Linked DNA regions of Homo sapiens: all the other regions are linked to region 4. Evidence: chromatin contacts called from ENCODE Hi-C or POLR2A ChIA-PET data. All regions are on one chromosome and are shown on one strand. The core of a region is the stretch at or near the end of the contact, and the rest is flanking DNA. Distances in the headings are between cores, read along the strand shown.

What was found. Hi-C counts contacts between places; a loop is a spot of excess contacts on that map. ChIA-PET counts read pairs that join two places held with the same protein, here RNA polymerase II (POLR2A). Pooled maps may share reads with other maps.
Region 1: a pooled map shows a loop between it and region 4 (8-fold over the local background). The contact joins two enhancer-like sites. A Hi-C loop is called at or near these places in 8 of 50 pooled maps. POLR2A ChIA-PET finds 5 or more read pairs at or near these places in 3 of 52 experiments (activated B cell, activated CD4-positive, alpha-beta T cell and activated T-cell).
Region 2: a pooled map shows a loop between it and region 4 (14-fold over the local background). The contact joins two enhancer-like sites. A Hi-C loop is called at or near these places in 1 of 168 maps with a recorded cell type or tissue (chondrocyte) and 9 of 50 pooled maps. POLR2A ChIA-PET finds 5 or more read pairs at or near these places in 3 of 52 experiments (activated T-cell and activated naive CD4-positive, alpha-beta T cell).
Region 3: a map of naive thymus-derived CD4-positive, alpha-beta T cell shows a loop between it and region 4 (1.9-fold over the local background). The contact joins the promoter of LINC01991 here to the enhancer-like site in region 4. A Hi-C loop is called at or near these places in 2 of 168 maps with a recorded cell type or tissue (PC-9 and naive thymus-derived CD4-positive, alpha-beta T cell) and 9 of 50 pooled maps. POLR2A ChIA-PET finds 5 or more read pairs at or near these places in 1 of 52 experiments (activated CD4-positive, alpha-beta memory T cell).

The regions. Positions count from the first base shown.
Region 1 is chr3:187,806,724-187,814,049 of GRCh38, reverse strand. No RefSeq gene overlaps it. Among named protein-coding and RNA genes, the nearest start is that of BCL6, 65 kb to the right of the region's middle. Within about 2 kb of position 5,142, at least 10 of the 41 ENCODE cell types and tissues checked have a DNase peak (open chromatin) inside an H3K27ac peak, as active enhancers do.
Region 2 is chr3:188,783,354-188,790,300 of GRCh38, reverse strand. All of the region lies in intron 9 of LPP (LIM domain containing preferred translocation partner in lipoma), which reads right to left. Among named protein-coding and RNA genes, the nearest start is that of MIR28, 98 kb to the right of the region's middle. Within about 2 kb of position 1,525, at least 2 of the 41 ENCODE cell types and tissues checked have a DNase peak (open chromatin) inside an H3K27ac peak, as active enhancers do.
Region 3 is chr3:187,970,482-187,978,158 of GRCh38, reverse strand. LINC01991 (long intergenic non-protein coding RNA 1991) reads left to right here and starts at 1,752. Exons shown (of 3, transcript NR_135538.1): 1 at 1,752-1,833.
Region 4 is chr3:188,280,147-188,287,908 of GRCh38, reverse strand. The region is part of intron 2 of LPP (LIM domain containing preferred translocation partner in lipoma); the gene reads right to left. Among named protein-coding and RNA genes, the nearest start is that of FLJ42393, 110 kb to the right of the region's middle. Within about 2 kb of position 4,453, at least 7 of the 41 ENCODE cell types and tissues checked have a DNase peak (open chromatin) inside an H3K27ac peak, as active enhancers do.

The DNA of each region.
Region 1 (7,326 bases), core at 3,893-6,392, 470 kb after region 4:
AATTGTTTGCTATGAGGACAAATGAGAGGATATTCCGGATTCAGGGAAGGTAGTGTGCAGAGCTATGAAAAAGTCTGCTGCATTCAGGACATTCATAGTGGCTGCAGCATAGGCATTTTGCTACTAGGCGATGGAATTAGCCCAACATAACCATGAGCCATGGTAGCTAGAGGAAGCACAGATCCACCTATCCATTGAATCACATTTTTTCATTAACAAAGACTGGCTTCTTTTTCTTCTCGGCTAATGTCTTTCCCATTACCAAGGCAATTAAACAATAGCAGTGAAAGGAGCATTGAGCCTGGAGCCAGGAGACCTGGGTTTTAATTCCAGCCTTGCCCCATGCTCTGTTGGTGACTTTAGATGATTTTTTCACTCTCTGAACCTCAGTAACCTCATCTCTAAAGGAGAGATTGGAACAGAAGTGACAACTAAATCTCTAGTGTCACTTCCAACTTTAACATTATCTGGTTCTTGGCAATTATAGCATGACAAAAGGGGTACAGTAATTTTCATTCTGGTGAAAGCCCAAACAGAAAATGCAGGACTTTCTGTCATATCACTTCACTTTTATTTCTAGACCTTGGAAGCTGGTAAAATGGAGCTGCCCATGGTTGTTCCTGGAGTCTAGGCCTGGCCTAGATTAGGTGTCCAAGGTCAGCTCAAGGCTAAATCTTATTTGTCTTGGAAGCATTAGTCTTTCACTGTGCTGGAATCATCCAAGGCTGTCAAGAAATGTTGGATGAATGAACATACGGGATCTGGTCCTGGATTGGTCTATAGGCTTAGAAATTGTTTGTATGGATGACTTTGAGGGGACCTTATACACACTTCCCCTCTTAGGGGAGACTCTGAATCAGAAACAGTTTCTTCAAGTCTGCTCTAATATTGCCCTATATCTCTAGGAGGATTACAGGATTGAATAAATAGGGAGTGGGTCAAGACAAAGGTCTAGTGCATATGTGAAATTATGCAAATTCCAAACAAGAAATGGCCACCTGGCCCTAGATCTTATGGACATACTAATAAATATTTCTGAATGGAATAATTCTAGACATAGGTATCTATCCCTCCTAAATTACTGGGGGAAAGTCAGACTAATGCCTCAAACTTTTTGGTCTGTTTTCAAAGATGTTCAAATGTTGCATCCCAGGGAAGCCGTGGTGGTGTTCTTTGTCACGTCCAATAAAATGTTCTTATGGAACATTTAATTTTCTTTTCTTATGGAAAAACACTTTTGCTAACAAACAAGGCAGTATTATTTTATGTATGCAACCTGTAATTGTGGGAAACATCAGCTTTGGAGTCAAGAAAGCTGGTTTCAACTCTGGGCTTTATTGCTTAATAGTTGTGTACGTAGCGGATGAATTATTTCATCATTGAATCTCAGTTTCTTCATCTATACAAAGGGCGTGATAACACTGTTCATAGATCTTAAAACAGATGGTACATATAAACTGCATGGCATATGGTAAGTTTTCCATAAATACCATTTATTTTTCTTATTATTTTTCAAAAAGTAAAAATAATAAAGATATCATATTTCTGAGTTCTCTCATTGTCTGTTATTAGTTTGTTGTGTTATATGATTGTCCTTGCAAGCAGACAAGTACTGCAATCACCAAGAGCTTGAAAATAATTTAAGAAAAAAAAAAGTATTGTTACTACTATTATTATTTGCACACAAATTGCTAAGACACTTCCAATTTTGGAGGCAAAACCCAGAATTCTGAGGGTGTATCATTGTGGCAATCTCTGGCTTTGCACAATCATATTTTAGACATTAAATAGCTCTGAACCTTGTATTCTAGATCCATAGGCCACAGCAAGCTGAAAGGTTCTTAGAGGCCATCCTGAAAAGCCCTTCTATGGGTGAAGAAACTGAGACTCAGAGACAGAAGTGGCTTGCCCAAGATCTCCCACATGATTAGAGACAGTGTGAAGACTGGAATTTGTATCTTCCGATTCCTCATCCAGTAACAGCTTGTTGCCCCAGAGCCTTTGCTGACTCACCATGTAATCTTGGAAAATTCCCCTGACTTCTGTTTACTGGTCTTTCCATGAAACAAAAGATGGCGAGGATATCTCATGATCCATACCTCATGCAGATGTCAGTGGATTTGTTAGGACTAGGCTGCAATACACATTCGGCTCTGTAGAACTGGGCACAATCCATTAATAATTCATAAAAGACACCTAAGTATTACAAAGGGAAGTGGTTTGTCATTGTCAGATGGAAGGAACCTCCTTTCACGTGGTGGGGCAATTCAATGTTTTGCAGTCCATAGTGTACCCAGTGACCCTGCCTGAAGTCACTCAACCTCTCTCAGACCCACTGTACTCAACTGGAAACTGAAGATATGGCCAGAGTATCATTAAGTTTTCTTCTAGCCCTAATATTCTCATACTTTATCAGTTACTTCAATTTAGAACCCCATCATGGACTAACTGTACTTCCCAATAATAAGGATCCATAGCAGCTGAGAGTCACCAGCAAGAAAATCAAAGCAGCTAATGAGAATGAAATTGAAAGTAGGAAAGGAGTATAGATTTCTCTTTAAGCGTTGCCTATCTGGTCTAGAAATGTTACCATGTAAAGATACACTAAGATCTCTTAACATTGAGTAAGATTTCCAGTCAATGTTTCAGAAGCATTCCAGGTTTCCTGTCTCTCTTCTGTCGTGGGGTGAGCATCTTTCTATGGACTCAATCTATGGCCATGTATTGACAAGCTGTAATGAAAAGCCCGGATACGTGGATCCAGGCCAGGATTTAGGGCCAATTTTTTTTTGGCTTTATTTAATCTCACTTTCTCTGGGTATAAAAGACAGCATGGAAGAGAGCTATAATGCCTGGCCGGGGAGTTGCAGAGGCCTATTGTTGGCTGGCTATTTTAGCCTTGGCCTTGCTATTTCCACTGAACCTCCATTTCCTCCTCTGTAAGACAAAGGGGTTGGTTAGATGCTCTTTACAGTTCATTTAAATGCTAGCCTTCCACTTTTTGGCTCTCCTGGGTTTTCAGAGCAGAGTCTCTGAAGGAAGCATCCTTGACCAAGTTTCGTTTCACAGCCCAGAGATCTCCATTCCTGTTCCCTCAGGGGCTTGGGCACAGGAATTGGGTTGAATCCATTTGCAACTGAAATCTGTTCACTGTAATAAGTATTTGTGTTCCAATAATTTTCTAACAGCTTGTAATAAATAAAGCCAAAGGCATTCCTCAAGGAACTGCAATTAAAGATGCATCCATGGTAGGGGGTGGAGGTAGCAGGGGATCTGGAGGAGGGAGACGAGGCTTTCTCTTGAAATCCTGCTAAGGACAAGCAGCCACAGCTCTGGTACCATAAAACTGCTGAACTGACAACGCTTTAATGGCATCACCTCTCACTAGTCTCAGTTTAATATGTTCCCTGAAGGAATCCTTCGTCTGTGGAGACAGGCATAAGCTGACACATTCATAGAGAGTCTTCTTGAAAATGAGCCTAATGAGTTTACTGTCACTTCAGACGGGTTGGAAAGTAATCTGTGGATGAAAGAGTTAAATTTCACCAGCTTGAGCTGTGCAGTGGGCAAGCCCCAGCTGAACATTTGAGGAGTGAACACGCAGAGATAGGCAAAGTTCTTCAGGTTCAAAGGCTTGTTTGGGAAAAGAATCCAAAAAGTTCAGATGCTTTTGCTGAAGCTTATCTGATTTATTCAAGCTGGGGATGGGAGAATGCAGAGGCATTTGTGGAGCTAACCAAACATAAGATGTGTTCTTGCTTTGCACTTTCTGCCTTAGCTTTTCGGCTTATGTGTGTTTTGAGGGGAAATCTAATCCACATGTTTCAGATCCTTGGTATTGGAATGCATGAAGGTGCTGGCTGGTCGTAGGGCAGCTCAAATGACTAGGTGATAAGTAAGCAGTATGGAGATCATCTGGGCAGAAATACACCAAAGAACGGAGAAGATCAGTCATTTCCCCAAGTACTGCTATTCCCTGGGGCCTTGTCATCACCTGGTAGGAGGAGGGACCATGCTGGAGTGTGCATGGGAGGTTTTCACAGCCAGGCCTGGAAGTGGCACAATCACTATTCATTGAGGCAGAGAACAAGGCTGAAAAATGCGGGGGTTCAGGAAAAAGAAGCAAAGTGACAGGACACCATATAGTCTGTGATCCCGTGCACAGCTTAGGGGACATGCATAAAAACCTGAATTTAGAATTAGAACACACAAGCTTGAATACTTGAGCAACCATAGCCTCAGTTTCCTCACCTGTGAAATGGATATTTTGATCAAGAATCCCTGCTTCATGCGGTTGAGAAGACTAAATGAAATAATGGTGATGAAAGTTTTTGGTTCTGTGCTTGGTGCAAAAAAAAATGCACTGAATAAATATTTATTTTTTATTGTTTAATTTAAGTTAGATTTAATGCAAATCCTGGTTCCTTTGTGTGTTCCCCAAACTGGTTTACCCTGTCTCCAACCCAAAAATTCTCATTGTCACTCTGAGAGCAGCAAGAAGTACATTCTCTCTGGAAAACAATATAAATTGGCTCACATATTTTTTTCCACGCTAAACAGCATGATTTCAAAATGCTGGAAAAAGCCAGAGCCAAAGTAAATTCCCCCAACCTTTCTCTCTCTCTCTCTCTCTCTCTCTCACACACACACACACACACACGTGAACTTTTAAACCTTGCAAATCAGACAAGTGAAAAAAAAAAAGAAAGAAAGAAAGAAAGAAAGAAAAAGCCCAGCCTTCCATTGCTTCACATCGTATATATATCGAGTTCACTTCACAAACACAAGGTGCACTGTCAGAAGTGCCTTCGGCAAAGTTTGTACTTTGCTTGAATTCTAACTTTTGTTTACCAAGGTAATAAACCAGTCCTCTGCTGCACCAGGTGTAAAGCTATTATGAAAAGGCATATTTGTATTTCACCCCACCTCAGATGTACGGTATGTGGGACATCCTGCACTGTAAGAGCAGCCTGGATTTATTTACAGAGAGAGGCGCTCAAGCACAGAGAGGAGTGTCTCCAGGCTGGTAAAGGCTGAACCCCTGTGAAGAACTGGTCATCTAATCTTCCTCTTTTCTTTCGGCCACCTGCCCCTTCAGGCAACAGCGCCTTCCCTCTTTGCAGCGACAAATCATCCAGCCTGCCAGCAACCCTCCAGGGGCCTTTGCAGTCTCTGTGTAGGCAAGTTACGTCTTCCTGAGTTTTTTGTCCTACATTTTCAACCAATCTATTATTGACAAGCCTTGTACAGCCAGATTACAGTAGGCAAATGCAGCAGCTGAGGAAACGTCTCCTACCCTGTGCCTGAAAATCTCCACAAGCTTTTCTTCCCCTTCCTTCACAGGACCTGGTCATACCCTGATGGGCTATCTGAGGCCTGGGATGGGTGGGAGGAAACTTTCACCCAAATCTCTGAGCTAAATGGCCCGGAACTCACTCTAAATCATCTACTGAAATCCTGGCACAGAAAGGAGGAAAGAATGTATGGAAAAGGGCAGACTTAGAATGCCAGGGCCATTAGCCCGGGCAAGTAGAAGAGCTGCAAAGGGGGTCCCTGCGCTGTTGTTGATTCCAGGAGAGTCTGGCAGACCACCCAGAAACTTGCATAAGGCACACAGCAGCAGCAGTGGCATCCCAGCTCAACACGTCGGCTGCATGACACAGGCAATTTTCTCAGTCCTCGGCTGGAGCCTGGAGCCTCCCATTTGTCTTCTGGGAGGTAATTCCAATTTCTTCAGAACTTTGAGTTCTCATATTTCCTAAGCCCCTAGTAGGTGCAGAAGATTCAGCCAGGGCACTAGCCCATCTTAGGCACTCAATAAGTATTCTTAAACAATGAATTGGGCCGGGCGCAGTGGCTCACACCTGTAATCCCAGCACTTTGGGAGGCCGAGGTGGGTGGATCACTTGAAGTTAGGAGTTTGAGACCAGCCTGGACAACATGGTGAAATCCCATCTCTACTAAAAATACAAAAATTAGCTGGGCATGGTGGTGGGCACCTGTAATCCCAGCTACTCAGGAGGCTGAGGCAGGAGAATGGCTGGAACCCAGGAGGGGGAGGTTGACGTGAGCTGAGATCACACCACCACACTCCAGCCTGGGTGACAGAGTGATAATCCCTCTCAAAAAAAACAAAACAATGAATGAATTCTAGCTTTATCACTTTAAAAAGTAAAATCTTGAGCAAAGATCCCTTTGTGAACTCATATTTATTATGTCTAAAATGGGAATTATAAAAGTTATTACATTTCAGAATTGTTGTTACAAATAAGAAGCAGGTGAAGAGCCCTTGGTAAGCTTGCAAGAACTGCACCAACATTGGTGGTCACAGGCATGTCTAACACCTCCTCATGCTCGTGCATCTTGACCATGCTTTGCCAGTCATTGTCTCCCTTACATTGCCTGGAAACTCAATGCAACACACATCCATTGAATGACTACTGAGGTTTAGGTACAGTGGAAAGCACAGAGTGTATAGAGATTGATAAAACATCCTTGTCCTCAGGGAGCTTAGTAAATGAAGAACGAGTGTTGGGAAAAGACATTTCATCACTGAACACATCATTATTAAGTGTGTAATAGTCAGTCATTCAATCACTGTTCATTGAGGGCTAATTATGGACCAGGTACTGCTCTTGGCATTGGGCATTGTTTTAGTTAGGGTAGCCTCATGTAATGAGTCAACACAGAACTTATTTCTTGCTCACATAACAGTCTTGGAGGAGAATGTAGGTTGCTGGGGCAACTCTCCTTCACTTAGTCATTCAAGAGGCCAGGTTTCTTTCATCTCGTCCCTCTACTACTCCCTGAGGCCTTGTCATCATCTGGTAGGAGGGGGGACCATGCTGGAGTGTGCATGGGAGGTTTTCACAGCCAGGCCTGGAAGTGGCACATATATTTCTACACATGTTCCATTAGCTGGAACTCAGTCACACCTAACTACAAAGGAATCTGAAATGAGCCCTGCTCTATTTTCAAGAAAAAGAAAGATTTTGGTGAACATCTAACTGACTGATACAAGGATATAGCAAATATTAAGATCATGCTCCTATCCTCAAGGGGCTTACAGGTTTGGGAAGGTTATGCTACATAAATAAACACATAACCAAAATCATCTCAGGTATCATGAGGAAAATAAAATAAGGAAATGTGACTGTCATTTAAGCTGAAGGGGGCCTTTCTTAGATGGAGTAAGTGGTCGCCTAACTAAATAACAGTCGAGCTGACATCCAAATGGTGAACAGTTATCAGTTAAGAGAAAGACAAGAGGAGAGGAGTCCAGCAGAAGCTACAAGTGCAGGGCCCTGAGATGGGACGTGCCTGGGA
Region 2 (6,947 bases), core at 276-2,775, 510 kb before region 4:
TCTTCAAACACAAATCAGATCCTTTATGTCCTATTTTGTACCTTGTTTTTTCCTAAAATAGTTTTTAAGGTGTCTTTAATTAGCATATATAGATTTGTCTTATTTTTCTGATAGCCTCCATGTTATTATTGCATGCAGTTGCTGTACTTTATTTTACTAGTCCTTTTATTCTATCATAAAAATGTTGCAATGTGTATTCTGAAACAGAATACCACTGTGCCTTTATGCAAATACGCCTACTGTCTGAAATCGAGTTGCAGGGTCAAAAATAGTGCACACCTAAAATTTTGAAAGATAGTGCTAAATTTTGTTTCGAAAAGGTTGTATTAATTTGTACTCCTATCACAAGCCCATGTGAGTACATGCTTCCCATACTTTTGCCAATACCAAGCATTGAACTTATAAATGCCGGCTGGTCTGAGAATGAAAAAATAATATTTTAAACTGTATTTCTTTAAATAATTTGAACATCATTTCATTGGTTCATTTGTTATTTTTATTTTCTCTTCTGTGAATTGCCTGTTGATAGGTTCACTCTTTTTGTCTAATAAATGATTCTTTTAAAACCAATTTCATGAGATTTTTAAAATATATAATCAAAATTATTGGCATCAATGTTGATTATTCCTGTAAACATGAATAAGTAAGTGAGCTGGTTTCCAACTTTGTGAGGATTAAATGAGAAAATGGGTTTGCAAGCACATCAAAAGCTGGAAAGCACCACAGACACATAATTCTTGTATGTTAGGAAGATTTATTTACGTGAATGTTTTGAATCATAGTACATGCATAATCTGGCCACACCATGTGACAGAACGAGGTAAGTGCTTACTGTCATAAAGTATAAGACCGATTAAGGGAATAACCTGAGTAGCTCTTTTTGAATTAAATGTACAGGCTTAGTCAGCTGCTCAAGGCCAGCCCCCTGGGCCCAGCTTTCCTGATTTTCAGTTCAGTGTACTTTCCTCTAAATCAGACATGTTATAATAACCGTTCAACAACAACAACAACAAAAAGGGTTCCAGAACATTGCAATAAAGTGACTATTGAATAAAGTGTGTCACACTTATTTTTTTGGTTTCCCAGTGCAGTAAAGGTTATGTTTACACTATATGGTAGTCTATTAAGTGTGCAATAGCATTATGTCTAAAATAACAATGTACATACCTTAATTAAAAAATACATTGTTGCTAAAAAAAAAACCCAACAACAACAAAAGACTCACTATGGATGAGGTAACACATTCAGTAAAAATAACTGAGGTTAGTGGCCACAGACTGGGAGGAACAGCAAGGTCTACAGGGATGGAGTCAGCAGGCACAAGAGCAGCCACAGAAACTGAGAAGGGGCCCCAAAGACTGATGATGCAACACGGACAGTCAGCATAAGTTAGACCTTGATTCATTCTGGTCTATACTATGTGGGAAAGATGAAGAAAATGGAAAAAACAAAAAATGAAATGAGTGCTGGCAAGATTCACAGGAAATGACTAAAAGGTTTAGAGCCGGGGGGGCGTGCTGCAGGGTTGTAGGAATCGGAACCATTTAGCCAGGATGTGATCATTTACCCCACTGCTACCCCTTTGATGCTTATACAAAGGGTTCTGTAGTCAGTGATGTCATCCTTCTTCAACTCAGTACAGCCCCAGAGTCAAGAAACACTTACTCGGTGCTTACTGCAGGATGCAATGAGAAACAAGACATCAACCCTCCCCTTAGGGAAAATGTATAGCTACTGAGGTATGTGTCAAATAGGTAATTTAAATACAGTCTTCTAAATGCTATGATGAGGAAAAGCAGAGGATGCTATTACAGGATGATGGGGAGGATAAGGCACAAGAATCACACATACTTGAGGGAAAAGTGATGTCTAAATGGAGGCCTGAAGGAGGAGAGTTTTTGGCTAGGTGATTGGGATGGAGATGGGAAAGCTACACATTCCATCAAGGACAAGTGTTTACCCAGCCACAGGCATGAGACAATCTCTCTGTTTTGGGTGTGTGTTTAGGTATGTGTGCACAAGTGGATGTGCATGTGTGTGCATGTGGCTATGAGCTCTTTACATGGTAGTGTGAGGAGTATGAACTGTCTCTTCCAAGTAATGAAAAGTCACTAGAAAACACTGAAGGAACTTGTCTCATAAATGAAAGAAGATATAAAGGAAGCCAAAGTATTATGTCAGAAATTGGTTAATAAGTGGATAAGAGGGGATACTGAAGGAAGAGGAAGGATACAGGCCAGCTCCTGTGCCTTTGGTTGGAGCAACAAGGTAATGCCATTCATGGAAAAGGAACACAGAGAGGAGCAGGTTTAAAAGGGAACACCTTGGGTTCTGTCTGAAACTGTTGCATTTGTGGGCCTATGGGCCAATCTATGAAGACTGCAGGCTAAAATGATAGATACATATCTGGAGCTTACAGAGAGATCCAGCTGCAGATTTTGGCCAGAGAGTTCTCAGCACACAGATGATATTTGTACTCACGGAAGCAGATGAAATAACTCAGGAGTACAGATTGAGACAAGAAGGGAGATTAGGGCAGAACTCAAGAAAAATGGAGAATTTAAGGAATGAAGAGAGGAAATCTATTAAAAACGGTAGAAAGTTGTGTACAGCGATAGGAAGAAAACCCAGAGTGTACGGTGCTATAGAAGTCAAATGAAACAAAGATAGAGTCAACATCTTTAAATGCTGCAAGAGCTCAAGAATGATAAGGACTGAAGAGTCTTAAGTGTATTAAACATCAAAGAGGTCACTGGTGATGTTCAGAAGTGTGGTGTAAGTGGAGAGGTGGGGATAGAAACTGAATTACAGGGAGCTGAACTGTTAGTAGAGCAAAGACAATAAAGCTTAGATGTATGTGTGTGTGTGCGTGTGTGTGTAAGAGAGAGAGATCTAAAGTTGTCAAAGGGTTTTTAATTTTGATTTTAAATTTATATTTAATTAATTTTTCAGTTAATGTAGGAATTTTATTTCAAATCTAAAATTGCCTTTTCTATAAATTAAACTTTAAATTTTCTTATAATTGTAGATTCATATGAAGTTGAAAGAAATAACGTAGAGATCTAAGTACCCTTTATCCAGTTTCCCCCAACAATAATACCTTGTAAAACTATGGTACAATATTACAGCCAGAATATGAGATTGATACAGTCTATCAATCTTATTCAGATTTCTCCACTTGTCTGTATATATGTGTAAGTTCATGCAGGTGTGTGTGTATTTGATTTATGTAATTGCACTGCCTGTATAGATTAATGTATCTGCCACCATGGCAAAGATACAGAGCAGTTCCATCACCACAATGATCCCTTCTATTGTCCTTTTATAACCACAGCTACCCCAAACCCCCAATTCCTAATCCCTGACTTCTTGTCTCCCATCCCTAACTCCTGACAAACACTAATCTGTTCTCCATTTATATAGTGTTATTTCAAGAATGTTATATATAGAATCATACAGTATGCAGCCTTTGGGGGTTGGCCCTTCCCACTCAGTATAATTCTTTTGAGATTCACCCAAGGTGTTGCATATATCAACAACTCCTTCCTTTTATTGCTAAATCGTATTCCAGGGTAAGAATGTGCCACCGTTTAACCATTCACCTGTTGAAAGACATCTGGGTTTTTTCCAGGTTGGGAATCTTACAAATATAGCTGCTATGAACAAATATTTGATTTGTTCATTTCCCTGGGATATACAAGTCTTCATTTCCCTGGGATAAATGCCCAGGAGTGCAACTGCTGGGTCACATGGTAGTTGCAGGATTAGTTTTAAAAGAAGAAATTCCCAAAACTTTCTCTAGAATGGTTGTTCCATCTTATATTCTCATCAGCAAAATATAATTGATGCAGTCTCTCCACTCCACATCCTCTTCTGCACTGATGGTTGGTTTTTTTTTTTTTTTTTTTTTTTTTTTTTGAGACGGAGTCTCACGCTGTTGCCCAGGCTGGAGTGCAGTGGCATGCTCTTGGCTCACTGCAACCTCTGCCTCCCAGGTTCAAACAATGCTCCTGCCTCAGCCTCCCAAGTAGTTGGGATTATAGGCACCCGCCACCATGCCCGGGTAATTTTTTTTGTATTTTTAGTAGAGACAGGGTTTCAGCATGTTGGCCACACTGGTTTCGAACTCCTGACCTCAAGTGATCCACCCGCCTCAGCCTCCCAAAGTGCTAGGATTACAAGCATGAGCCACCGGGCCCAGCCTGCACTGATGTTTAATATCATTAGCACTTTGAGAAAAGCAAGTCAAACTATAATGAGATAATTACTACACACCTATCAGAATGGCTAAGATAAAAAATAGTAACAAAACCATCATGGTACCTATTTGAGACATGTCAGCATACTGATGATATCTAAAAGCTTGGGAGGATATGAGGGTGACTAAAGAGAAAATTGAGAAAGAAAATGATCCCAGAGAGACTGGACAACTTAGGAGTCAGGGAGAATACAAAACAGCAAAGGTAACTGAGACATAGGTAAAGAGAAAATCAGCAGGCTGGTCCTATGGAAACAATGTGGAGATTCCTTAATGAACTAAAAGTAGAACCACCATTTAATCCAGCAATCCCACTACTGGGTATCTACCCAGAGGAAAAGAAGTCATACGAAAAAGATACTTGCACAAGCATGTTTATAGCAGCACAATTCGCAATTGCAAAATCATGGAACCAACCCAAATGCCCATCAATCAACAAGTGGATAAAGAAACTGGGATGTGTGGGTATGTGTGTGTGTGTGTGTGTGTGTGTGTATATATATATATGATGGAATATATATATATATATATATGATGGAATATATATATATGATGAATATATATATATGATGGAATATATATATATGATGGAATATATATATATGATGGAATATATATATGATGGAATATATATATATGATGGAATATATATATATGATGGAATATATATATATGATGGAATATATATATATGATGGAATATATATATATGATGGAATATATATATATGATGGAATATATATATATGATGGAATATATATATGATGGAATATATATATATGATGGAATATATATATATGATGGAATATATATATATGATGGAATATATATATGATGGAATATATATATATGATGGAATATATATATATGATGGAATATATATATATGATGGAATATATATATATGATGGAATATATATATATGATGGAATATATATATATGATGGAATATATATATATGATGGAATATATATATATGATGGAATATATATATATGATGGAATATATATATGATGATGGAATATATATATGATGGAATATATATATATGATGGAATATATATATATGATGGAATATATATATATGATGGAATATATATATATGATGGAATATATATATATGATGGAATATATATATATGATGGAATATATATATATGATGGAATATATATATATGATGGAATATATATATATGATGGAATATATATATATGATGGAATATATATATATGATGGAATATATATATATGATGGAATATATATATATGATGGAATATATATATATGATGGAATATATATATGATGGAATATATATATGATGGAAATATATATATATGATGGAATATATATATATGATGGAATATATATATATGATGGAATATATATATGATGGAATATATATATATGATGGAATATATATATATGATGGAATATATATATATGATGGAATATATATATATGATGGAATATATATATGATGGAATATATATATGATGGAATATATATATATGATGGAATATATATATATGATGGAATATATATATATGATGGAATATATATATGATGGAATATATATATATGATGGAATATATATATATGATGGAATATATATATATGATGGAATATATATATATGATGGAATATATATATATGATGGAATATATATATATGATGGAATATATATATATGATGGAATATATATATATGATGGAATATATATATATGATGGAATATATATATATGATGGAATATATATATATGATGGAATACTATTCAGCCATAAAAATGAATGAAATAATGGCATTCACAGTGACCTGGATGAAATTGGAAATTATTATTCTAAGTGAAGTAACTCAGGAATGGAAAACCAAATATCATATTTTCTCACTGATATGTGGGAGCTAAGCCACGAGGACGCAAAAGCATAAGAATGATACGACGGACTTTGGGGATTTGGGGGGAAGCGTGGAAGGGGGACGAGGGATAAAAGATTACAAATATGGTGCAGTATATACTGCTTGGGTGATGGGTGCACGAAAATCTCACAAATCACCACTAAGAACTTACTCATGTAACCAAACACCACCTGTGCCCCCAATAACCTATTGAAAAATTAAAAACAAAATCGGGAGGCTGGGGTGCCAAGGAAGTTGGGAGGGACAGTTTTGTAAGAATGAGATATCAAGTTAGGTAAACACTGATTAGACTCACGGTTTTGGCAACATGGAAGTCCCTGATGTCCTCAGCTAGTCTATGAAGGGATAGGGGCCTGGTAGCAGGCAGAATACTTGATAGAAAAATGGAGGCAGGATTTTTTTTTCTTTTTTTAAAAAAAACTTTTATTTTAGGTTCAGGGGTATATGTGAAGGTTTAGTCACATAGGCAAACTCATGTCATGGGGGTTTGTTGTACAGATTATTTCACCACTCAGGTATGAAGCCCAGTACCCAACAGCTATCTTCATTCCTCTCCCTCCTCTCCCCCTCCACCCTCAAGTAGATCCCAGTGCTTGTTGTTTCCTTATTTGTGTCCACGTGTTCTCATCATTCAGCTCTCACTTATAAATGAGAACAAGCAGCATTAGTTTTTCTATTCCTGCATTACTTTGCTAAGGATAATGGCCTCTAGCTCCATCCATGTTCCTGCAAAATACATGATCTCATTCTTTTTTATGGCTGCTTAGTATTCTGTGG
Region 3 (7,677 bases), core at 503-3,002, 310 kb after region 4:
AATATTTCCAGTTCTTTCCATTTCTGGGAACATGGTAGAATTGCACTCCTGGCCCTTGAGCAAGGTAAATCCAGGTGCTAGTCTGGGCCACTTAGCTGTGAAAGGAGACAGCGTGTGTCACTTCCAATCTGGAGCATGTAATTGCTCTCTCTTTCCTTCTGGTGCAGCTGCCAGCAAGGAGGTGGTGACTGCTCTGTCAGCCTTGGTCCCTGAGTGGCAACAACAAGCAGCACCTTCTGCCAACCTACAATGTATGAAATAAAAAAAGAAATCTTTGCTCTTTTAAGCCATTGAGATTTGGGGTTTCTGTTATTGCAGCAAAACCTAACTTATACTGACCCTTACATTCACATTCCCACCACCATGATTTTTTGAGAATGTTAACATTTCCTTATACCTGGTTCAGCTTTTTAAAGAAGCGAAATCCAAAAATAACTGTATCCTTTGTCGCTTGCCTCCTTCCAGCCCTTTTCCTTCCTCCCCAGAATAGCTACCGTCTCAAAGATGTATGCGTCTGTCCTGTCCATGTTTGGTAGATTTACTCCGTAAGTATGTGTACAACACAATATATAGTATTACTTCATGTTACTAAAATTTGCATGAATAATATTGATTATTCTAAAAATTGCTTTTGTATTCAACATTATTATTTTAGATGTATCAATATTGATACGTTAGTTTCAGTTCACTCACTTTAAATTTGATATAATATCCCTTCATATGAATGTATCACAATTTATAAAGCCTTTTCCTACTAATGAACTTTTAAATTACTTTTTTCTTTTAAAAACAATTCTCTTAAATACAAGGCTTTTTATGTAGGTATGCAAGAGCTTCTCTTGGTTGTATGCAAGAGCTTCTCTTGGTTGTATACCAAGAGTGGAATTGCTAAGATATAAGGTCTACTAAACCTCAAATTTGATAGATATTGCCAAATTTCTATCCAAAATGGCTTTTTTTCATTTACAGTCCTATCATCAGTGTCTACATGTTTTGTCATTGCTTTATCATGTCAAACATTTCATGTTGTCCGACTTTTAAAATTTTAGCCAATCTGATGGGTCTGAAATGGCATCTCCTAATTTTTTATTTTGCATTTCTTTGAGTATCAGTGAAGTTAAGCATCTTTCCATTTCTTTTAGGATTATTTCCTTTTCAGAGTTTTCCTTGTTGATATAGACTGATCATTTATTTCTATGTTTTTTTCTCCTTATGGATGTGTAGAATTTTCTTCCTCCTGTGTTCTGGGTACTAATCCAGTTACATAAATTGTAAGTGCATTTTCTGCATCTGTGACTTGCTTTTAATTTTGTTCTTTGCCCAGTTATCCTTCTCTCGCAAGCCATTGGCTGCCTGCTTGTGCACACACTTGATTTTTCAGATCATAGCAACTACATGGTAAAAATGGCTTGGAGGCGTGTTTTGAAAAACCTAGGTGAATAAATGTTGCTTGCTCTAAATATCTGTAGTAGGATATGGAATGTGTTTTTACAAGATAATCGGTGAAGGACCTGTTTTGCTTACTCAAGGATCTCATTTGCTAACACGATTGTGTGGTGAAAGCAAAAGAACCAGGTGTAAGTGGAAAAAACCTTAGTCATTAAGAGTTGTTTGGGCTGCTCAATGGTGAGTATCAGGGGTGACTGGTTTCCCCCTGCCATGATGAATCCTGGCATGATTTGCCTGGCTGTTTTGACATTTTGTAGACCTAGCATATGTGGGAGGGCACTTGAAAGACGTCTCATACTCAAGTGGTCTCTCCTCTTCCCATACACACCTTACGGATTCTTCACAGGGTGTGATGATGGGAAGCCTAGACACGCTTATCAGAAGGTAGGAAAAAATGGTGTCTTGGAAGTGCTTGTAGCTTTCCAATGAGGGGAGTCACTTTAAAGCTTTGTTTATCTTTCTGTGCCTCAGCTAACCCCAGAGGAAAATCTTAGCTCAGGACAGGAAGCTCAGAGCACCCAAAAGGATGACTACTGCAGTGCAAGACTATTTATGTCTGCCTCTTACATATCCCTCCGTGTTCTCCCCCAGGAGGCCTGGGCTGTGCTGCAGCTCCAAGGAGGCCTGCATATATCATCACTCCCTAGGAAACCAAGGGGTATGGCAGAAACCGAGCTCTGGGATCAATTATACTGGTAAAACTACAAAGGCAGGGGGTGAGCCAGAGTGTTGTGGCTTAGGAACAACTTGCTGAAAAAAGACTTGATGTTCCCAAGTAGAACCCTGTGGCCCCAGGGGAGGTGACCTCGGCTGTCTGGTCAACCAGCCAGAGTGCTAGGTCTCAGAAGCCAGGACACACCTTCCGTTCCAGTTGACTCACTTGAGTGGCAAATTCTTTTCTCCCTCACAATCCTCTCATCTTCAAAGGGAATTCATTAAGCCCCACCATGCCATCGGCACTTGGCCAGGTGTTATACTGGCCCATTAGGTGGACACAGGCCGTAGCCCCAGGGAGCATGCCAAATGAGGTGGAGGGTGGCAGCTGTGACCTAGTGACATCCCCTGAGGTGGTTTTGCAGCACCTTCTATAAACCCTCCAGCTGTTTCAAACTATTTGTGTGGGGCTTTCCACACAAGCTGTGTTCTCTCCCGTCCCCTTGCTTTAGTTCACTCTTTTCCTTTTGCTTGGAATGCTCTTCCACTCTATCTGTCAATGCACTCAAATGCCCACTCCTGGATGGAGACTTTCCTGGCAACCCCAGGCAGAATTAGCCACTCCCAATTCTGTGTATTCTCATAGCACTCTGTATCATTAATATAGCACATGCCAATCTGTGCTGGAATCATCTGCTTATATGTCTGTCTCCCTAATGGACTCTGAATTCCTTGAAGATGCATTCTGCGACTTATCCATCTTTGTTTCTTCAGCAAGAATTTGGTTGGTGCTTAGTAAATGTGTGCTGAGTTAAATGCAGAAAGGGACACAGCTCATGATTTTATCTGATTTTACCTTGTGGTATAACTGGAAGCAGGTCACGTCTGTCTGAGTTTTAGTTTCCTTTTCTGTAAAATGGGTGGGGGGAGGATACATTAGAAAATGGCCTCTAAGAGGTTTTCTGGCTCTACTGTCTATGATTTTAAAATTCTAGTCTCCTATTGAAAAACCGAGAGTTCATCATAACTCTTTAAAGACCAACATGTTTTCGTTTACATGTATCAAAGAGCCTGATGTTCCCTTCCCACCTCTAGTCTGCCACCTATAAAAAAAGTTGTGTATTGCTTAGCAGTTTGCAAATTTTCTGACTGAAGTTTCAAGAGGTTTGTGGGATTGATTGATTACAGGAAGCGTGTAAATTTTATCTTCCCTGGGGAATAAAATTGTGGGACTAATTGATTCTTTTAAAGGCTTGTATTTTCTGGTGATTTTGTCAGCCTGGGTACATGTGGAAAGGGGTCTTGTGTAGCTGCTTGTGGCATCCCTGTGTCTCTCTTCTCACCACAATGCAGGCGTCACTGCACGTGCCACACCTAGTAGTCTGTGTCCCATGAGGCCCATGCTTTTCCTAGGCTACCTCTCTGCCCCTTGAGTTACATGTTTGGAAATTCCTGCATGGATAGAACTGAGTACCCCTCGCCTTCTGAGAACATATTTACAAGGTGCTAATAACACCTAACTATGATCTTAGAACTAGTCTACATGGTGAGTCAGACGGGGCTTATTTTCGACCCATTTTTCAGATGGAAGTAAGACACAGGGAGGTGAAATGACTTGCATGAGGTCTCACAGCTAGGAAGGTCTTCTGGACCTGGCTTAATAAAACCCAATGTTCTTAATTTCATCAACTCCTTTAAAAATTACTTTGATTGCTGCTTTCTTGATTGGCTGCTCTCAGGCCTCTTGGCTGATGAAACCAGAGGCAGGTGAATTCTACCAGAAGGAAAGAAGGGGTTCTAACCCACTACTGATTTTGTGGGACAAAGTGGCTGCATTCATTAGTGAAGGGGGAAGTCAGATTAGTTAAAACTGTCCATTTGGTGGTTTCTATCATTAGCATCTCACTATGCCAGTAAATGAGCTGTTGAAGCCTGAAGTAGGGGCTCCTCCTGAAAGCTCGAGAGGATTCCAAAGCTGCTGGGCTCCGTGGAGGAACATCCAGGAGCACATGGTCTCCATGTTCCCTTTTTTAACTCTACAAAGGCAGCTAAGAGGGAGCGCAACTTGTTACTGCACATCTCTGAGTGTCAGTTTTTCTATCTGTGAAATGGGGATAATAAATCCTCCCTAGCTTACCTCAGAGGATGGCTGTGAGGGTCACATATTATGATGGAGGTGGCAGTGCTCTAGAATCTGAAAGTGCAGGGCAAAAATCAGGTAATATCATTTGCTCTTGTTATTATACTTTTTTTTTTTTGGGACTGAGATTCACTCTGTTGCCCAGGCTGGAGTGCAATGGCACAATCTCAGCTCACTGCAACCTCCACCTCCCGGGTTCGAGGAAATCTCCTGCCTCATCCTCTCAAGTAGGTGGGATTACAGGCACCCACCACCACACCTAGCTAATTTTTGTATTTTTGGTAGAGAGGGTGTTTCACCAGCCAGGCTGGTGTTGAACTCGTGACCTCAGGTGATCCACCCACCTCGGCCTCCCAAACTGCTGGTTTTACAGGTGTGAGCCACGGCGCCCAGCCTTGTTATTCTACTTTCATAACTGTGAATGATCTTAATGAAGGGAAGTAAGCCCAGCTTGATAGGTGTTTCCTAAAAGTGGCCCGAGGTGACATTATGTGGGAATATATGGATCTATGAAGTATGAACGATGGCAGTTTTTGCCCTAACCTACCCATCAGAACACTGGAGAAGACTCAGGTAGATAATGGATTCAAGGGCATTGTTAAATGATAAAAATTATCATGATGATGACTTTTTTTTTTCTCTAAGGTTAAGGATATCTCTTAATAACTTGAAAGAAATGTACTCAAACCCTCTCTGATGCTATTTTCGTCATGGCCCTACCTCATCTTGGGAGTAAAGCGTTCCACTTGGCTGAGAAGTAGGAGAGGGGCTGGGTCGGAACTCATCTGCTCAGGTTTTCTTCCTCATACCATTCGGATGCTCTTTTTGAGTCAATGGCTCTAGCTTTTTGTAATGATCTATAAGCTTCTGGCTCCTTTGGCTCTAACTAGTCCCTGAGGATCAATTCCCTTTCCAAAGAGGGTGGGTTTTTTTGTTGTTGTTGCTGTTGTTTAATTTTCTCTCTTTTATCTGGGGAAAAAATAGCCACTGTCATAGACTGTAAAAAAAAAAAAAAAAAAAAAAAAGCTGCTTTTTGGGAGCCTTAAAAATATTTGAAATAAATAGGGCTCAACCTTAACTTAATAATATCAAGTGAAAACATACATACTTTTTATTACCAGAGAGAAGTAGAGGCAGCTTTCAATATACGGGACATGCAATGGGATGTTACACTGCAAATAAGAAGATAAAACTAGAACAATAGCGAGAAAGCCAATGTGTTATGTTCTAAGGCTTGGTGTAGTTACTGCAACTGAGCATGAAATATAAACTGAGCTTCCTGGCAGGCAGGACAAAAAAGTAAACATGATGACGTACATAATATTCTTTTTCTGATTGAAGTATGTGTCCTGATTATTTGAGAGACATTTTTCCTAATATTAATTTTGAAAAGGAATGTATCACTGAGTACATTATCTGAGTATATTCATTAGAAGAGTAATGAATATGTCTTTAGCAAGAGTTTTACATCTAATGAAAAAAAGTTCTTATATTTCCATCTCATTCCTTGTTTTGAACTGCAAGCGCATATTAACTAGTGACTAAATTTTTTCACTTGGATATTTCAGAGTCATCCTAAACTGAACATATTCCAAACTGCATTCATTAACTTCTTTCTGAAATTGGTTCCTCTCCCTGTGTTTATTATCTTGGTTAAAGCATCACACACATAAGCTCTCCCTGTCAGAAAATCTCAGGTTGTTTAGATGACTTCACCCCAACCTCCAGCCCACACCCAGTGAATCCTGGAGACACTGTCTCGTTGATTTATTCAAAATCCTTCCTCTCCTCTTCACCTCCAACACCCCTGCTTCAGTTCTGGTCCCTATCGTCTCTCATCTAGCCTATTTCGATGACTTCTTAACTTGCTTTCTTATTGTTTCAGCTTGTTCTCTACACTACCTCTCTACAAACTCATCTATAAAAAATGCAAACCTAGTCTTTCTGAATAGGCTGCCCGTTGCTTTCAAGGTGAAATCTAAACTCATGGCCTGGCAGATGAAGACTTTCACCTGCTTGGTTTTCAGTCTGATCTGCTGCCACACCCCTGACAGATTCTCTGTTCCAGTAACACGGGCTACTTGCTCCCCCGGTGCACATCGCTGCCCCTGTGGCCATGTTTTGCACAGGCTACTACTTCTGTCCAGAACTCCTGCCACCTTTGCAAACCTGGTCCCCTCCTATTCTAGGAAGCTTTCCTGATCCCCTTCCAACAGCCACCATAGTGTGGTTTTCCCTCCTTTGTATGCCCCAATACCTGTGTAAATCTCAGTTATACTTACCACATGGTGCTGCAACTGTTTGCTTAGTTTCTGAATTCTCCAAGACTAACTTTTCAAAGACAGGAACGGAACCTCAGTCATCCTAGATTTCCAGCTCTATATATGTGCTTGACACAGTTGGAGCCTGATAAGTATTTGTTGACTAAATGGGCAGATGAAAGATAGAATAATGCTGTACATGGAGCAATAAGGTTGTCTTTAGGATATGTTAACTGGTGATACAGAATCAATAGGTGTTGTGTTGATCAACAGAACTTTTCCTTTAGGATATATAAAGGACTGAGTGGATAGACAGTGCTTTAGACAAACCTCTCTGAAATCATCTCTTTGTGCTGGCTTTGGGTGGGTGCTGGATGGCAGACAGTGAGTGGCTATGCTGTTAGCAGAAGCCTCAGTGGCTGGCATTCTGTGTGCCCAACCTAGGCACAGCTGTATATTTTATTCATCTTATGTGTGTTTGGGTAGCTAAGGGCAGTGATATTGCATGAAGGAAAGAAAGAAGCCTGACCAGGAAGTGGATTATAAAGGTATCTCCCTGCACAGCCAGGATTTCCCTCAAAAAGTATTGCTTTCTATCAAGTACCTGGCAGAGAATCAATGGAGAATCTTTTCCTTGTTCTGCTCCATCAAGTTTCACACCATATAAAATTTTTTTTGACCAAGTCCTGCTTGTAACTGAATTAACTGGGGTGCTTGTTTAAAATGCAGACCCCCACCCAGGCACCCCCGCCAACAGACCCTAGCCTTAAATATGGCCTCAAAGTTGGTTGGGGAAAATTTTTGAGCATAGTCCATTGCCCAGCTCTTCAGGGATAATGGTAAAGCCCTAGAATGATGGTGTCTGGGCTGGATCATGTTTTTAACCTCCACAAGTTACTTGTTGTGAAAGTTTGTGGGCAAAAGCAGTTTTGGATGCTCCTAGGCCCAATGTAATAGAGCTACTCCACAGGCCTTAGGGGCCATTCACTTTATGTCTCGCAAGCCCCACCTGAGCCTGACTGAACTTAGCAGAGCCATGGTATGGGCTTGTGCTCTAGATAGAGGACTCAAGTTCCTGTGCAAGGCTTGCCTAGCACAGCATGGATTAGTCTAGTAATAAACTTTTAAGCAAGTCATATTAATAATTCAAAGCCAAATAGGATTTTGCTGTCC
Region 4 (7,762 bases), core at 3,204-5,703:
AAATGCTAATCTCACCTGAAAATTGGAATCAGACAGCCTTATTAGTATTTATGAATATGGCATCTTAAACATGTTTTTTCAGAGATGAATATATATGAAATCAATGTTGTCTCCTAATACAGCCTGCCATTTCTAGGCCTCTATGTGCTCTAAATTCAAGGTGACGATTACTCCTTGCCTTTACTTAGCTTCTTGCCAGAGAAAAAAAGAACTTATTGGCCATCACTACTACATAAAGAATGAAGCAATAAAATGCTTCTTTTTTTCCTTCATCCACCTTCCTACCTCTCTCCTCACCCCACCTCCGCCAGTCCCCCGAAAAAGGGAAGGTAAGAACTGTCTGTCTGAGCAAAGAAAGAAGGCAGATTTGACAGCAACGAGAACCATTTGTCAAACCATCTGGCTTCTCTCTTCACCTGACAGGAGGGAAGAGTGAAGTGTCAGAAAGAGCAGGGAATTGAGAATCCAAAGAGCTGGCTTTTAGTCTTGATTTTGCCATTTCCTCGATGTGTGACCTTGCCAGACCTCAGTTTCTTAAATAGAGACCTTCTGGAGCCCACTGTTTATGTCTCTATGAGAAGCCTCCATGGGCTGCATTAACACACGGGGCGGGGGATGGCAAGCCCCAGTATCCATGAACACTTGAATATTATAAGCCAAGGGAGATATGAGGCTGGTGGAAACTTGTAATTTTTAAACTTGTGCTTTGGCCAGGCGCAGTGGCTCACGCCTGTAATCCCAGCACTTCGGGAAGCCGAGGTGGGGGGATCACTTGAGGTCAGGAGTTTGAGACCAGGCTGGCCAACATGGTGAAACCCCATCTCTAAGAAAAATACAAAAATTAGCCAGGTGTGGTGATGGGTGCCTGTAATCCCAGCTACTTGGGAGGCTGAGACAGGAGAATTGCTTGAAGCTGGGAGGAGGAGGTTGCAGTGAGCCAAGACAGCACCATCGCACTCCAGCCTGGGCAACAAGAGAGAAATCCCATCTCAAAAATATAAAAAATAAACAGGTAAATAAAAATAAAAATAAACCTGTGCTTTGTCTTACATGGTCTCCTCTTACTATTAATGTGTCCTCGATTTTGAAATATATACCCCTAATGTATATTTGAAATATATATCCTCCATATATGCTTGAAATGGTCCAGGCTTAATATTAGAGGCCTTGGACAGCAAGCAAAAACAGAATGGCTCATTTACCAGCCATCCTCATAAAGTTAGCTGGCTTTCCTTTTTAGTATCAATACATTTATTTGGGGAGGGAACACAGAAGTGAGATGCCCATTTTAAATTTCAGAAACTAACAGTATCTGAATATTGTATTATTATTTACAAAAAATAAGAAGTTCTCTTCTTTAATTTCCACACTAAACCCCATAAAGCAGTAACAGAGAAAATACTGTTCTCCAGAAGTTGCCATGAATTAGGAAATAGAGGATCCGAGAGGACTTTCTCATCCACCTAGAGTAAGTGGGTTCTGGGGTCAGGACAAGCAGTTTTGCCTTCTGACTAATTCCAGCATGCTGCCAAACACACCACAGCATCCTCTGGGTCATAAGCATGTTGAGTCACTCAAACCTAAAATATCCAAGGAGCAATTCCCTGCTCAACACAAGGAGAGAGGAATGGAAGCCTCCATGACCACAGCAGCACTTGTGTCAGAGACTTCTCCCACCCCTTCAAGACCTCAGAGAGTTTCCAGAAAGTATGACTTCCTCTGGGAAAGTCCCAGGCATGGACAAATCAGGCCCACACTAAATAATGGAATCTGACACGTTGTGACAAGGACGGGCACAGATCTCAGAATCCAATTCATTCCAGGGCCCTTGGAAAGTCACTTCCCTCTATAAGCCCATTTCCGCCTCCATATAAGTGGGTCTTTTCAAGACCAAAGAGGTACCTCAGCCACCAGAAGAAGGGAGAAAAAAGACAAAATGTGCTCCAAAAATACAAAGAGTTCGGTACAGCTTACAAAGGGTCTTCCCATTGCTTTCTGGAGGTAGTGTCCACAATGCAGACAAAGCTGAACTATCCCCAACTTTTGGGTAAAGAAACAAAGACCAAGAAACTCAGAAATTCTCCCAGGATAAACAGCAAGCTAGGAAATCCTCAAACCAAAGTGATACTTAATGCACAGCTGTTGGGGGTTGTGGGAGGGAGGCTGTTGGTGCTGGTGCTTTGCACAGGGCAGAATATTAAAAAGGAGGCCAGAAACAGTGGCTCATGCCTGTAATCCCAGCACTTTGGGAGGTCGAGTCAGGCTGACCACTTGAGCTTAGGAATTCAAAGCCAGCCTAGGCAACATAGTGAGACCCCATCTCAACAAAGAAAAACTTTTCTAATTAGCTGGCATGATGGCACATACCTGTAATCCCAGCTACTCAGGATTGAGCCCAGGAGTTCAAGACTGCAGTGAGCCATGATCACACCACTGCACTCCACCCTGGACAGCACAGTGAGACCCAGTCTCAGGAAATAAAAAAGAGGAGTTAGTAGATTCTACATTCAGTAACCATACTATCCAAGACACCCCACCCTGCAAAAGGAGAAGATATGGGGATTACCATAATATCAGAGATGTGCACAACCCACGGGAGAGAAACAATTTACCACCTCTCTCTAACGCTTCACATATATAGAAACAGAATCCAAGTCTGTATACCCCTTTATCTTTATTATCCTACGACCAACAATACAACTTGCAAAGCACTATCACAATAAATTTATCAAGCAGAAATCACTATCTTCTAATTTACAGAGGAAAAAGCTGAGGCACTAAGAAGTTGATTGATCTGCCCAATTCACATGGGTCTCTAAAAGCAGGGCCGGGACTCACAACCAGGGCCCCTGACCTCACATGCCCTGTTTGTTCATTTTTTTTTTCTTCACTTGCTTATGCCCCCTCTGAATTGCCAGTGCTACCATTTTTCAGTAAACAACCAGAGCAGAAAGTCAGCTCTGAACCGATACATCTCCCAACAGAGGAATGATTCGAGTCATACTTCGAGGAATAATTTCTGGGAAAGCAGAGGAGGTGATGCTATCAAACAGTGAAACCTAAAACTCCTACTCACTACCTGCCTGAGAGGGCAGGAAATGGGGCCGAGGCCCTTTCCCTACATGCTCCCCCTGCCCGTTTTTGTCTCTCGCAGTCATTACTAAACTTAGCACCGTAATCAAATGAAAGCTGTTTCCCAGCTGTATGGCCTTGGGTAAGTCCCTGATCTCCTTGGTTCTGTTACCAATACACACTCATGCACACATGCACGTATGTGGGTACACATACACACATACACACACATCCCAGACCATCCCTTCATTTCACCTAGCAGGATGGTAGCTACAGAAAGCCTCTGTCTTTCTTATCCTGCAAAACACCACAGCTACCTCCTAGGCATTCAGAAAGTGTCTCCAGACCCAGCATCTGAAGCTCTGACTTGAATCCTCCACCTCCCCCTTGGGCCTCCTGGGTCCCATCCCATTTCTCCTGCCCATCCTTCCCGTAAGCCCCTCTTCTCCAACCCACTTGCCGTTGTCCTACATTAGGCCTGTGCACCTCCACCTTGAATAAACACTAACTTGTCTCTCATTCTCAACCTTCCCTTCTAACTCCATCTTTCTCTGAGTAAATACTTCCAGCTCTGTAAGAGCTCCTCCTGGCCAGACACAGTGGCTCACACCTATAATCTCAACAACTTTGGGAGGCCGAGGCAGGCGGATCACCTGAGGTCAGGTGATTTGCCCACCTTGGCCTCTCAAAGTGCTGGGATTACAGGCGTGAGCCACTGCGTCCGGCCGAGATGCTGATTTTAGAAGGATATAAACCATATTGTGCCTAGAGAAGTGCAACCAGTTTGGTGGAGGATGTTTCCAGAGCTTTCATAGGAGGAGCTCTTTTTGTTTTATTAATTTATTTTTATTATTTTTTTTGAGATGGAGTCTCGCTCTGTCACCCAGGCTGGAGTGCCGTGGCGCAATCTCGGCTCACTGCAACCTCCACCTCCTGGGTTCAAGCGATTCTCCTGCCTCAGCCTCCTGAGTAGCTGGGATTACAGGCATGTACCACCACGCCTGGCTAATTTTTGTATTTTAGTAGAGATGGGCTTTCACCGTGTTGGTCAGGCTAGTCTCGAACTCCTGACAACCCTTCCTAATAATGATTAGTGTCTCCATTTTATAGATCTGAAAACTAAGGCCCCATGTCAAACATGTCTCTTGCAGACTTAGCACTGGAACCCAAGTGTCCTGGGCTGGCTCTTTTTCTCTTTCCTTAGTATCACGCATCCTCTTTCTACCTAATATATAGCATACTTATCTGAATGAGCCACTAGAAGCAGTAGTCAGCAGTACATGCAGAATCTGAACTGCAAGTCAGAAAAAGGTGTTTCGCAAGTAGCAATTCTAGTTAAGATCTCAACAGTGCTGTTGGGAGGCGGATTTATCAAGCACATCATGTGAGCAGTCTGACCCTGGACTGTTCCCAAAGGTCAGAGCCATAAAACGCAGCCAGAATTTCATTCAATTTCACAAATGCAGCAACTTGGCATGTCTGCTTTCCTTGTAACAGGGGCAACTGCAAAGTCTTCTTCAAGAAGATTAATAATCAAAGTCAAAAATTCAGAGGTCATCATGTAAACCACTTTCTCCTTTTTAAAAGCTAAGCTTTTCCAATATGAGGAGGGTTGACACTCTAAGAAGTTGAGAGCTAAAGAAGAGATGGCACATTCTGACCTAACTTCACTAGGAATGCCACCAGCATCTTAAGCAAACACCACCTCTCCTTGTGCCTCTAGAGAGACAGGATTAAGAAGGAGCCTGGGGAAAAGCTGATAGCTGCTCATAAAAGCCATGCTCCAAAACCAAGTTCCCAGGGGCCCTTCTAGTTCCCTGGGTTAACTGCATTTGACCTTCCAACCCCTCAGGCCTCCTCAGTAATTCAATTTAACAGTTACAGAGTGCCTATAAATGCCAGCTACTGAGCTAGCCTCCAAAGGATCAGAGATGTCTGCCCTCTGATCAGAACTCAGAAACAGATACCACCCATTGAATACAAGGTGGTGTATGAAAGTATCTCTGAAAGTACAAACTGTGTGATGGGAAATGGAGGAGGAGAGAGACTGACACCAAATGTGAAGTCAGATGTTTCTGAGAAGGTGGAATTTGAGCTAAGCATGAAGGATGCTGCCTGGCAGAGGTAGCCAGCAGGGTGGCACTGCACCTGGGATGAAGAATATGAACATGGGGTGGAGAGGCAGGGGCCAAAAGGAAGGCAGAAAGGTTGCCTGAAATCATGAGTGTAGGGTCCTAAGCAGGGATGTCACTTATGCCAGGAGCATTGGGAGGCCAAGAAAACACACAGCAAGTCTCAAGACAGAGGCTCTGAGCTCACTGCTCTTAGGAGCACCCCACCAAAATAAAGACTCCCTCTCCAGTAGCCCAAGGAGATGAACATGTGTACACAAGCCAACCTCCTGTCACCCTGCATTCCAGACAAGGAACTACACAACACATGCATCCCTCCTGCGCTACCATGGCCTCCTGAAGCTGGACAATGTTATCACAACCTCCAGTATTAAATACAAAGCAACAGTGGACCCAGAAAGTATATCAGCAGGAACCTGACAATTCAGAGCTGAGACTAGGTGTCCAAGACCTGATGTTTCAAGGACCCACAATATTATGTAAACGCCTGGCCACTGAGCCCCATATTAAGCTAAAGACAAGAGACTAAAAATATAATAAAGAAAGTATGAAAGGTAGGAAAGTATTGCAAGGGAGGGAGGGAGGGAAGGAGAGAGAAAAGGAGACGAACGGTAAGAAAACAGAATATAAGGGAAGGGAAAAGAGAGGAGGGGAGGAGAAGGACAAGGTAGAAAGACACAAAAAAAGGGAAGAAACGTCTCCCAAAGGGCAAGGTGAGAAGGAGAAGGGAAAAGGTTACAGTTATCCCTCTGCCTATAAGAATGATTATATACAAGTAAAACATGTGACTGCAATTCGGAGTAACTATTTCAATGTTTGTAGTCATGATATTTCATGAAAGAACAAAGAATTTAAATTTTATACAAATAACTGTTGAGGTTTTTAAAGCAAAAAATAAACATATATTTACAGGTATATAAATGTGAGACAAAAACTAGACACATGGCAAATTGCTAATGACGGTAACTTCTTGGAAGAAAGAAAGATGGGGGAGGAGAAAGGAGTTTGGAAAGTTGCAAAAATGGTCACAAATTTTCCCCTTCCCTACCTATGTCCTCATCCTTGCAATATGACTTTGGAGCTTTTTTTTTTTTTTTTTTTTTGGTAGAGTCTTCCTCTGTTGCCCAGACTGGAGTGCAGTGGGGTGATCTCAGTTCACTGAAACCTCCGCCTCCTGGGTTCAAGCGATTCTCCTGCCTCAGCCTCCCAAGTAGCTGGGATTACAGGCACGAACCATCATGCTTGGCTAATATTTCTGTATTTTTAGTAGAGACGGGGTTTCGCTATGTTGGCCAGGCTGTTCTCAAACTCCTGACCTCAAGTGATCCATCTGCCTCAGCCTCCCAAAATGCTGGGATTACAGGTGTGAGCCACTATGCCTGGCCTGACTTTGGAACTTCTGCCACCAAGAAATATACTCTTTCTAAACCCGCATCACTAATAAGTGTGTATTTGTTTACGGACTTATCCATACATATGTAAAAGGCTTTTATGTGCTTTACTAAATTCAAATGTCTTCCTACAAACAGTAGTAAGAACCACATTTATTAAATAATTCATATGTGCAAATTGTTTTAAGCTCTTCACATGCATTATTTCATTTTGTCTTCAAAAATTCCTTTGTCGCCTGTAATCTCAGCTACTTGGGAGGCTGAGGCAGGAGAATCGCTTGAGCCCAGGAGGCAGAGGTTGCAGTGAGCAGATATTGCACCATTGCACTCCAGCCTGGGCAACACAGCAAGATTCCCTCTTAAAAAAAAAAAAAAAAAAATTCCTTTGTCGTCCTATCATTAGCCCCAGGATAGAACTGACATGAAGAAGAAGCTGAGTCACAAAAATTAAACAACTGGCCTAAGGTCATTTGTATACAATGACCTGGACTCTGGATTTAAATCCAGACAATCCAACTCCAAAGCCCACATTCTCCCCACTATGTCTGTGTCATCGTGTTAATCCACCAGTTGGTTAACCCAGACAAAACGGGAACTGGTTAAGACCCTGTTCTGGCTCTTGGTGAACACTACTTCCTTTCAAAGACTCACAAATCACCTGTCTACATAGGACCGTCGACAACTGGAATCACAATGAAATCAGCAGATTCTAGACTCTGGATACCTGTTTCGTTTGGGGGCGGGGTGGGGGATGGGCACTGGACTTTTTTGATAATACCTATTTCCTCGTCTCCTCACTTTCTGGCATTTCTGCTGATTTCTGGGTTTCCTCAAAATTACTGGTAGCCGTTCCCCATCAGAAGTTCTCTTCTGTATCCTGAGATGCGGCATTCGTGGTCCATGAAATTTGCAACCATTTAAGGAAAGCAAATTGCTCTCTCACAACCTCTTCAATTGTCATAGGCATCAATTTCTTCCTAATGATGTCGATTCCACCCTTCATAGATGACCCACCCCCTTGATAGAGATGACTGACAGAGGCAGAAAGCAGCCATGCAGCTCCGCTTTCTCCTTTCATCTGGGCCATTACATCACCCTCTTCGGGTTACAAAAATGCTAGACATCCACACAAAAGGACTCCCTCTTCCAGAGCCCATTCGAATCCCA